3 separate regions of the Homo sapiens genome follow, and all the other regions are linked to region 1. A link is a contact called in ENCODE Hi-C or POLR2A ChIA-PET data. All regions are on one chromosome and are shown on one strand. The core of a region is the stretch at or near the end of the contact, and the rest is flanking DNA. Distances in the headings are between cores, read along the strand shown.

Evidence for each region. Hi-C counts contacts between places; a loop is a spot of excess contacts on that map. ChIA-PET counts read pairs that join two places held with the same protein, here RNA polymerase II (POLR2A). Pooled maps may share reads with other maps.
Region 2: a pooled map shows a loop between it and region 1 (21-fold over the local background). The contact joins the enhancer-like site here to the promoter of UTP6 in region 1. A Hi-C loop is called at or near these places in 4 of 50 pooled maps. POLR2A ChIA-PET finds 5 or more read pairs at or near these places in 2 of 52 experiments (A673 and B cell).
Region 3: a loop to region 1 is called in a pooled map, with 13 times the contacts of the local background. The contact joins the promoter of GOSR1 here to the promoter of UTP6 in region 1. A Hi-C loop is called at or near these places in 6 of 50 pooled maps. POLR2A ChIA-PET finds 5 or more read pairs at or near these places in 2 of 52 experiments (K562 and OCI-LY7).

The regions. Positions count from the first base shown.
Region 1 is chr17:31,900,232-31,903,037 of GRCh38, reverse strand. It overlaps UTP6 (UTP6 small subunit processome component), which reads left to right and starts at 1,330. Exons shown (of 19, transcript NM_018428.3): 1 at 1,330-1,502. The coding sequence starts at 1,411. RefSeq lists enhancers at 1,336-1,385, 1,071-1,662, 1,706-1,855.
Region 2 is chr17:30,730,164-30,733,179 of GRCh38, reverse strand. It overlaps the pseudogene SUZ12P1. Among named protein-coding and RNA genes, the nearest start is that of CRLF3, 93 kb to the left of the region's middle. RefSeq lists a silencer at 1,194-1,263 and an enhancer at 961-1,581. Within about 2 kb of position 1,713, at least 28 of the 41 ENCODE cell types and tissues checked have a DNase peak (open chromatin) inside an H3K27ac peak, as active enhancers do; they include A673 and B cell, where a contact is called at or near this core.
Region 3 is chr17:30,475,650-30,478,717 of GRCh38, reverse strand. It overlaps GOSR1 (golgi SNAP receptor complex member 1), which reads right to left and starts at 1,310. Exons shown (of 9, transcript NM_001007025.2): 1 at 1,254-1,310. The coding sequence starts at 1,284. RefSeq lists enhancers at 1,047-1,266, 1,417-1,566.

The sequences.
Region 1 (2,806 bases), core at 81-2,580:
AACACAGCCCCAGAGATTTTACTTTTACAAATAAATTCTATCTTTGTCTTACATTCGTGATTTCCTTCCACTTCTGACATGTCTTACAGCTGAAGGATTCAAGAAATGGTGTAGCACAAGCCAACCCTCGTCTCAGTTCTGAGATGAGTGGGTAAAATGTGAAAGGAAAGAAAGAAATGCAAGGCACAGAGGTGGAACATGGTTTTGCTGAGCCCATTCTCCTTTCATAAATCACACACAGGATCCAGGTGCTAATGTGAATGTTGAAATAAGCAGATTTAGCAAGAACTGCTGCTTTGGCTTTTTTATATCCAGAACTAAAAAAGAACTGAACCATGTAGTTATCATTTGAGGTTTACTAACTATACCAGCAATATTGCCTCCAAGCTGTGTTGCCTGGTGTTTCTCTTAGAAATGCTAAGTTGCTTGGGCAATGGTTTAAGGAGGGTGTCTATACCTTAGTGATTTATTTTGGTAATTCTCAAACTTTTCAATACAAAAATCTCCTTTTCTAAAAAGAATTTATAGTGTCTGATATTCACCTAGGGACATATATTTTGAAAGCTATTGCTTACAAAGACAGGATATTGATTTAAATAATAAACAATTCTATTTTATTTATTTATTTATTTAGAGACGGAGTTTCACTCTTGTTGCCCAAGCTGGAGTGCAATGGCGCGATCTCGGCCTCCCAGGTTCAAGCGATTCTCCTGCCTCAGCCTCCCGAGTAGCTGGGATTACAGGCGCGTGCCAGCACGCCCAGTTAATTTTTTTGCATTTTTAGTAGAAACGGGGTTTCATCATGTTAGCCAGGATGGTCTCGAACTCCTGACTTCAGGTGATCTGCCCGCCTCGGCCTCCTAAACTGCTGGGATTACAGGCATGAGCCACCGCGACCGGCTTTCAAAAATGTTTAATTGTACAATATCCTCCTCCTTTGCTTTTTTTTTTGTTGTTGTTCTTGGTGTTGGGAAGTCAGGACGTGGGATGGGAGACAATATTCTGAAGAAAATGCATCTCGTGTCCCTTTCAGGCTTGAGCAGCCCACCTCTCTACACCTGGAGGCGCTTTTCCTGATGGCTGTCCAAGTCTAGCGGCGCGCGCACTTAACCCCTCCCTCCCGTCTAGCCCCGCCCCTCAACTCCTGTCCGCTAGAGTCGTCCTGCCCAAGACCAGGGCGGGTTCTCGCTGCAATCCCACAATCGGCCACAGGGAGGGGACGGTGGCTGTAGAAGCCGAAGGGCCTTCCCCTAAGTAGGAGGTGGCGGAAGCGGAAAAGGCGGGACCTAGGGAGCACGTTACGTCCGGACGCGTCGGTGGTAGGGCTGGGTCTCCGAACCTGAAACCGGGAGCTTCCTGCTCGTGTTCGCTGTTGAGAAGCTACCCGCGGGGTTGTAGACCTCGGACCTCATGGCAGAGATAATTCAGGAACGCATAGAAGATCGGCTCCCGGAATTGGAACAGCTGGAGCGCATTGGACTGTTCAGTCATGCGGAGATTAAGTGAGAGAGGGTTGGGGAGAGGGAAGAGCTGAGGCGGCCTGAGGGGAGGTTGGGAGTGTGTGGCAGGGGCTAGATGTGGGGACGCTCGACCTGTGTTTACTTTTCCTAACGTGGTGGAAGCCCATTTCTCGTTTTCGGTGATGTCCAGAATTAATTTTTCATTCGTTGCAAGGTAATCCGTCCGTCTACTTACCCATCAGACGTTTTGACAGCCCTTCATGGAGCCGGGTCTTAGGGCTGTAAAGGTGATAAACCCAGGATTCCTGCTCATTAGGAGCTAATTGGGCAGAGTGTGGTGGGGGAGACAGACAAATTAAATATTTTGATAACAGTGTACTGTAAGTTGATTGTAGTACCTTGTACTGCTGTAGGGATGGGAACAGAGTGCTGTGAGAGCCCAGGGGGAGTGGATAAATTCCTAACTAGACTTGAAGGTGGGGACCATTGAAATCAGTTTCATATGCTACTCCAGAGCCTAACTACAGCGCCTGGCACATGGTAGACATTCAGTAGCGTGTTAAAATTATGTTTAATAGTTTTTAATGGTTTCTGTGACTGTTGCTTTGTTTTGCAACGTCTGAATGTAGTAATGTGACTCAGAGCTTCAAAGTAAGCATTCGTTAATGAAACACAAAACAAAGCAGTGTGGACGCTTAGAAAGTGCTCAGTTAAGGTTAATGTTACCATTACTAAAGACACCTGTCTTGCACATCTTGCATTAAATTCTCCTAATATATATTTGTCATATGTTCATTCCTTAGCTAAGGACTCTGAATCTTCTCCCGTAAGTCCTTCGTAGTAATAAGTCTTTTAAGGCAGACGCAATTTAGATTTTTAAAAAAATTTACATGTTGAGAACTCAGAAATAAGAGGAATTTCGGAAAGAAATTTATTATTAAAATTTAAGTGACCTGAACTTGGAGTAAAAGAAGTCTTTATTAATACCAGCCAGGCGCTGTGGCTCACGCCTGTAATCCCAGCACTTTGGGAGGCCGAGGTGGGTGGATCACGAGGTCAGGAGTTCGAGACCAGCCTGGCCAATATGGTGAAACCCCGTCTCTACTAAAAATACAAAAATTAGCTGAGCGTGGTGGTGAGCGCCTGTAGTCCCAGCTACTCGGGAGTCTGAGGCAGGAGAATCGCTTGAACTCGGGAGGCCGAGGTTGTAGTGAGCCAAGATCATGCCACTGCACTCCAGCCTGGGCGACAGAGCGAGAAAAAAACAAACAAAAAAAACACCATACATAAATGGTATAAAGTTCTTAATTGTATTTGCTTTGCTGGTGGGAATGTCATTGGTTTTG
Region 2 (3,016 bases), core at 464-2,963, 1.2 Mb after region 1:
TTCGTTTCGATAAAAACTGAAACTCCTTCTATTAAGTTCCAATTAGAATTTCATGAAGCACTAATGAGAGAGAATGAAGGAAGGGTATTAAACAACATAATACGGTCTTTCTAAGCACAGCTGATACCATGCCCTTAATATATGCCACAGTGAAACTGTAAATAAGGACACTGGGCGGTAGAGCCAAGTTTATTCAAGTTTCTGTAAGATTACTTAGCTATTAAAGATCACCCAAATTATAACACACAAAAGCAAAAAAGGAAACCAATCAGGATATAACATTCCTTAAAGAACAATCAGGATTATTCATAGTCACGATGTTTTTAATAAATTCTATTGTTTATTTCCAGACACCTTGCTCTCCTTTCCAAATAAGTCAGTTTCACCTACCAGACAGACCTTAGAAACAGAAATTGACCCAAGAAAATGTCCTGTAAGCCGAGTAGAAAAAGCAGAATTCTGGGGTCGTCTCCAGAGAAGATGCTTGACCACTCTCTGGCTCAGTTTACATATCCACAAAATGGGTGGATAGATTTGAAGGGTTTTAAGCATCCAAAGGTGCCATAGGAACCTGCAGCACCAAGTTAGCGCGAAGGCATTTCAGACTAAGGACACTTTCTTCGGTTCCACTGCACTCATCCCTTCACAGGCTTCATTTTGCCCCTCAAAAGCTACAACCGAAACCCCTGTATTTCTAGAGTCCGAAAGGCATGAAAGAAAACAAGAACCAGTCTCGGGATGTGACTGCGGCTCAGTTCAACTGCTACCTCCTCATCTAAAAGCCGCCTGCTCTGAACGTGGGGCCCCAGTCCCGAGCCTCTTGCGTCAATCTTGGGGGAGTCAAGAACCCGCCCGGACCCTCTTTTCCAGCTCTCCCAAGGCCCTGGACTCCGGATCCCCTGGAGACGTAATCTCCGAAAGGGGGACATCCCCTCAATTCCTCCCTCCACTACCACACAAGTGGACTCCCGAGGAGGAAGGGGGCCCAGCAGAGTGTCCCATCCCCGGTGTTGGCAGAGTGGGTCTTCCTGCCCTCAAAGCCTCGCACGCACTCACTCTCAAAGGCCTGGAGGAAAAGCTCGTGGTCAGCCTGGACGTGCTCCATTTTCGACTTCTTCACCGGTAACGCCGCGGAGGAGGAGGAGGCCGAGTAACTGCCACCGCCTCCACAGCCCCCGCCGCCGGATTTGCCGCTCGAAGCCGTCGCCGCCGAACCCCCGAAGCCGCCTCCCCCGGACCCCGCGCTGGGCCCCGAGCCGCCCCCTCCCCCACCGCCGTGCTTCTGAGGCGCCATCGCGGTTCCTGCCTCCTTCCCCGGCCAGCTACTCGCCGGGCGGCCCCGGAGAGTAAGCGCCTGCAATACCAACCGCTCGCCCCAGCAGGCTCCGGCTGACCGAGGGGAGAAGGAGGAGAGAGGGGAGGAAAGGGGAAGGGAAGGCAGGAGGAGAGGAGGGAAGGAGGGAGGAAGAAAAAGTGTCTCCTCAGAGCCCCGCTCCGCTTCGGAGGCCGCTCACCCTACCCAGGCCTCGCTCCGCCCACTTCCCCCGCCCGGCGCTCTGATTGGCCGGCGGGAGCGCGCACCGCCGGGCCGCCCAGCCCGTTGGCCCGCGGATTCCCCCGTCAGTCACGCGGAGGCGCTTCTCGCGGAGGCGCGGCTTGGTTGGCCGGTGCGCGCTGCCGATCGCGGGCCCGGCCGCCTCTTTGAACTGAATTCGCGGGAAAATTAGGGGTCGGAGCGGCCTTCCTGCTGGCCCCGGTGCATTGTGGGGAGAGAAGGACCCAGCGAGCGGTTTAGAGAGTCTAGATCCTTAGTTTTTTGCCCCCAAACACCGTAAGAGCGGTCAGAGAGGTAAACTGGTTGAGAAGTACTTACATACACTCTTCTCTTCTTGAGGATCTATACCTTTTCAGCTCAGAAAGCTGAGAAGGAATCCGGTGTTTTGCGAGCCTTGCTTTTTTTTTTTTTTTTTTTTTTTTTTGAGACGGAGCCTCCCTCTGTCGCCCAGGCTGGAGTGCCAGTGGCGCGATTTCGTCTCCCTACAACCTGCGCCTCCCGGGTTCAAGCGATTCTCCTGCCTCAGCCTCCAGAGTAGCTGGGATTACAGGCGCTCGCCACCACGCCTGGCTAATTTTTTTGTGTTTTTATTAGAGACAGGGTTTCACCATGTTGGCCAGGCTGGTCTCGATCTCCTGACCTCGTGATCCGCCTGCCTCGGCTTCCCAAAGTGCTGGGATTACAGGCGTGAGCCACTGTGCTGGCCAGAAACACACATTCTCTGAGGCGGGCCCTCCAGCATGGGAACCCCTGCTCTGTCACATCCAGCTGTCATCCCAGCCTGTCCCATCTCAGGCTGTCCTGGGCTCTCAGTACCATCATTGAGCCAGCACTTTCAAATCTCTTATGTCCAGCCTGGAATTTCTCATCAGAGCCCCCATTACCATTTCCCTGCTGAAAACCAAAACCCTTGTAATTGGCCCAGTTAGCTCCCTGACCCCATGTCTGCTCCAGCCACTCCTGCTATTCCTGGACCACAGCAGGCCTTGCCCCAGGGCCTTTGCACCTGTCGCTTCCTCCACCTGTAGCTTCTGCCAACCCACTGTCCACATGGCCGGCTCCTTCAGGCCATTGCTCAGATGGAACTATTCACCTGGTGTATAGAATGTCCTCTTCATGGGGCAGGGATCATTGAACTGTTTTGCTCATGGTGGCCGCATCCCCAAATTTTACTTTTTTTTTTTAGAGATAGGGTCTTGCTCTGTCACTCAGGCTGGAGTGCAGTGGTGAAATCATGGCTCACTGCAGCCTCCACCTCCCAGGCTCAAGCGATCCTCCCGCCTCGGCCTCCCTAGTAGCTGAGACCACAGGTATGCGCCATCACGTCCAGCTAATTTATTTTATTTTGCAAAGATGAGGTCTTGCTATGTTGCCCAGGCTGAACATGAACTTCTGGCCTCAAGAGATCCTCCTGCCTCAACATCCCAAAGTGCTGGGATTACTGCTTGAGGCCATCACCAT
Region 3 (3,068 bases), core at 61-2,560, 1.4 Mb after region 1:
AGGCGTGGTGGCATGCATCTGTAGTCCCAGCTACTAAGGAGGCTGAGACAGGAGAATCGCTTGAACGCAGGAGGCGGAGGCTGCAGTGAGCCGAGATCGATAGCGCCACCGCACTCCAGCCTGGGCGACATAGCGAGTCTCCAAAAAAAAAAAAAAAAAAGTTTTCTAGCTGGTACACACATTTCAAATGGGCATTGTAATACATGTTTTAAACTATAAGCACGCTTTTCTGTGATTGGAATAATTGTCTTCTCTAGTAGGAAACATAAGTAAAAGCATTTTGAAAGTATGATAGGCAAATCTGGATAAATTTAGAATTGAGTTTCTTAGACCAAGGGGCTGATAGTGACAATACTGTGGTTTCTAGAGGCTTCAGTGTATAGCAATAAAAACAGGTCAAAGGAATTTGGAAAGTAGTTTCTATGCGGCTGTAAAGCAAAGAGACAGTTGGGAGAAAAAGGTGAGCTTTCTCTGCTCTTGTTGATCATCATAATCCACGAATGAGTTTTATGTAAGCTCACTTTATCCGACTATAGTTTCAGGAATTAAACAAATGCATTTGTCAAATCACAGGAAGGTTTTTTTGGTGGGAGAAGTATAGCAAATGTAACTGCAATTCACACAGGTTCTCTCAACTTTTTCAATAAAACCGATTCTAGACTCTAGAGCAGAAGGGTAAGTTATTTTCTCCTCCTTCAAACACCCAGTCCTGGAAGTCCCCAACCTGTAGTTGTCATGGAGACCCAATAAGAGACATTCTGTCTCCTATTCTCTTCATACTTCCTCCGACGGACCGGAATGCAAGTTCCTCCTTCTCTTTTCCCACTCAGTTTTCCAATAGTGACCTCAGCTCCAATGCGCTGACTCCTCCAGTCTCCGGGGCTCTGGATCTTCTCCCTCAACATTCGTTTCCTCTCAGAGTTCGTACCCCAAGCCCCTTCGTCCGAGTTCCATTACTCCCTCAACACAATTCTACCCAGGCGATTGAGAGCCCTCTTCCTCTACATCCCCGCTCTGTCCACTCTGCCCAACCCCTGCCCCACGTCCCGCTCACACGCCCCGGCCAGGCCAGACCCCTACCCCAGACCGTTCGGTATCCCCAAGGCCCCGGGGATCCCACTTAGGCAAGCCCCGCTGCTCAGCTCGGCCGCTCCGGGAGTCTGGTTCTTTCCTGTGCTGCTTCTCCCAAGATCTGTCCTCACTCAGCCCCTCTCACCCTCGTAGGACGCACCCGGAGGCCTTCTCGCCCTCACCTTCCCAGTAACTGCTGGTCCCTGCCGCCATCTTTGTCGTCCAACGTCAGCCGGGATAGGGGAGCAGAGGCGATGCAGGCCGGAAAGTCACCATGGTGCGTGTTTCCGCCTTGAGAGCCAGGGCCGACGGGATGCGAGCCTCCGCGGACACTGCCACCTGCTGATCAATTCGTTATCTTACAGCTTTTAAGTAGCGAGAGAGAAAAAACTTCGGCTTTAGCTCCTGTCTTTCATTCCCGCTTTCTGCGCCCCAAACCATCATCATCTCCCTCATCTCGGCTTATCCTTTCTCTCAGCAGGTGCCTACTTGACTGGGAGGAGAATCATCCTCAGGCAACTCCCTCAATTTCCCTCACCTTGTCTCTAATTTGTATCTTCAGCCAATTTCTTCCTTTCTCAGACATAGAGACCCTTTCTTCCCAGAGCCATTTCCTTCATCCTACCTCCCCGCCTGTGCTCCATCATCCACGTTCTTTGGCGTATGCGCTCTTCTCCACTGGCTGCTTTCCTTGTCTACAGCAGTTCTAGTCCCAGCCCTCTTTGTCCTTGTCAGCCGCCACATCTAGAAAGAGTGAGCTAACTGCTTCTACATGCTCTCGGCCTGAGCCCTCAACCTGATAAAATCTGCTGTCCAAACCCACACTTTATAGATACATAAATTATCACAGTCTACCGGTGCTGACTTAATTCTAGTGAAGTGTAGAAACCTTAATTCCTGTAAAGTTCTTTCCCCCACTCATTTATAATATAGTTGTTTTTAAGTATTTCCTCTGCATTCATTGAGGAGAACCACATCAGTGTTACAATATTTGCTTCAAGGGTCAGGCATAAGTTAGAGAATTCAAGAGAAGAGGAAAGCTTACTTGATTTATGCATATTTTACTCTTCTTCGTTCCTAGTGTCCCAAGATTCCTTTTTCTAATCGTTTCCTTTCTGTTTCAAGAATTTCCCTCAGCCATTTTTTTTTTAAAGAGTAGATCAGCTGGTGACAAATTCTATTAGTTTTTCTTCATCTGAGAATGTCTTGATTTCCCTTCATTCTTGGGGGATCGGATATTGTTGCCAGATATACAATCTGAAGTTGACAATTTCTTTCTTCAGCACTTGAAAAATGTGCCAATTCCTTCTGGCCTCCATAGTTTCAGATAAGAAATTGACTAAAATTGGAATTGTTTTTCCACTGTAGCTAAAATACATTTTCTCTCTCACTGCTTTCAAGAACTGTTCTTTAGTTTTCAGAAGTTATGATGTGCCTTGGTGTAGATTTCTTTGGATTTATCCTGTTTGGGATATCCTCAGCTTCTTGATTCTGACATTTATGTCTTCTGCCAAATTTGGGGGATTCTCAACCATTGTTTCTTCCAATACTTTTTCTGTCTCATACTGTTTCTCTTCTTTTTCTGGGAGTCTGATGACGTGAATGCTAGATCTTGTGTTAATGTCCCACATAGCTCTGAAGTTATGCTAATTTTTTTTCAGTCTATTTTCCATCATTCGGATTTGGTACTATCTACTATTCTGTCTTCAGATTTGCTGACAGAAAGTATGTCTTTCCTCTGTTCCCTCCATTCTGCTGTTGAGCCTATTCGTTGAGTTCATGTCAATTATTGCATTTTTCGTATCTAAAACTTCTGTTCAGTTCCTCATTATATCTTCTGTTTCTTTGCTGAGACTCGTTTTATCATTTGTTCTAAGTTTGTTTGTAATTGCTCACTAAAGTATTTTTATTAGAGCTGCTTTAAAGTCCTCATCAGATAATTCCAACATCTGTGTCATCTTGATGTTGGGGTCTGTTGTCTTTTTTTCACTCAAGTC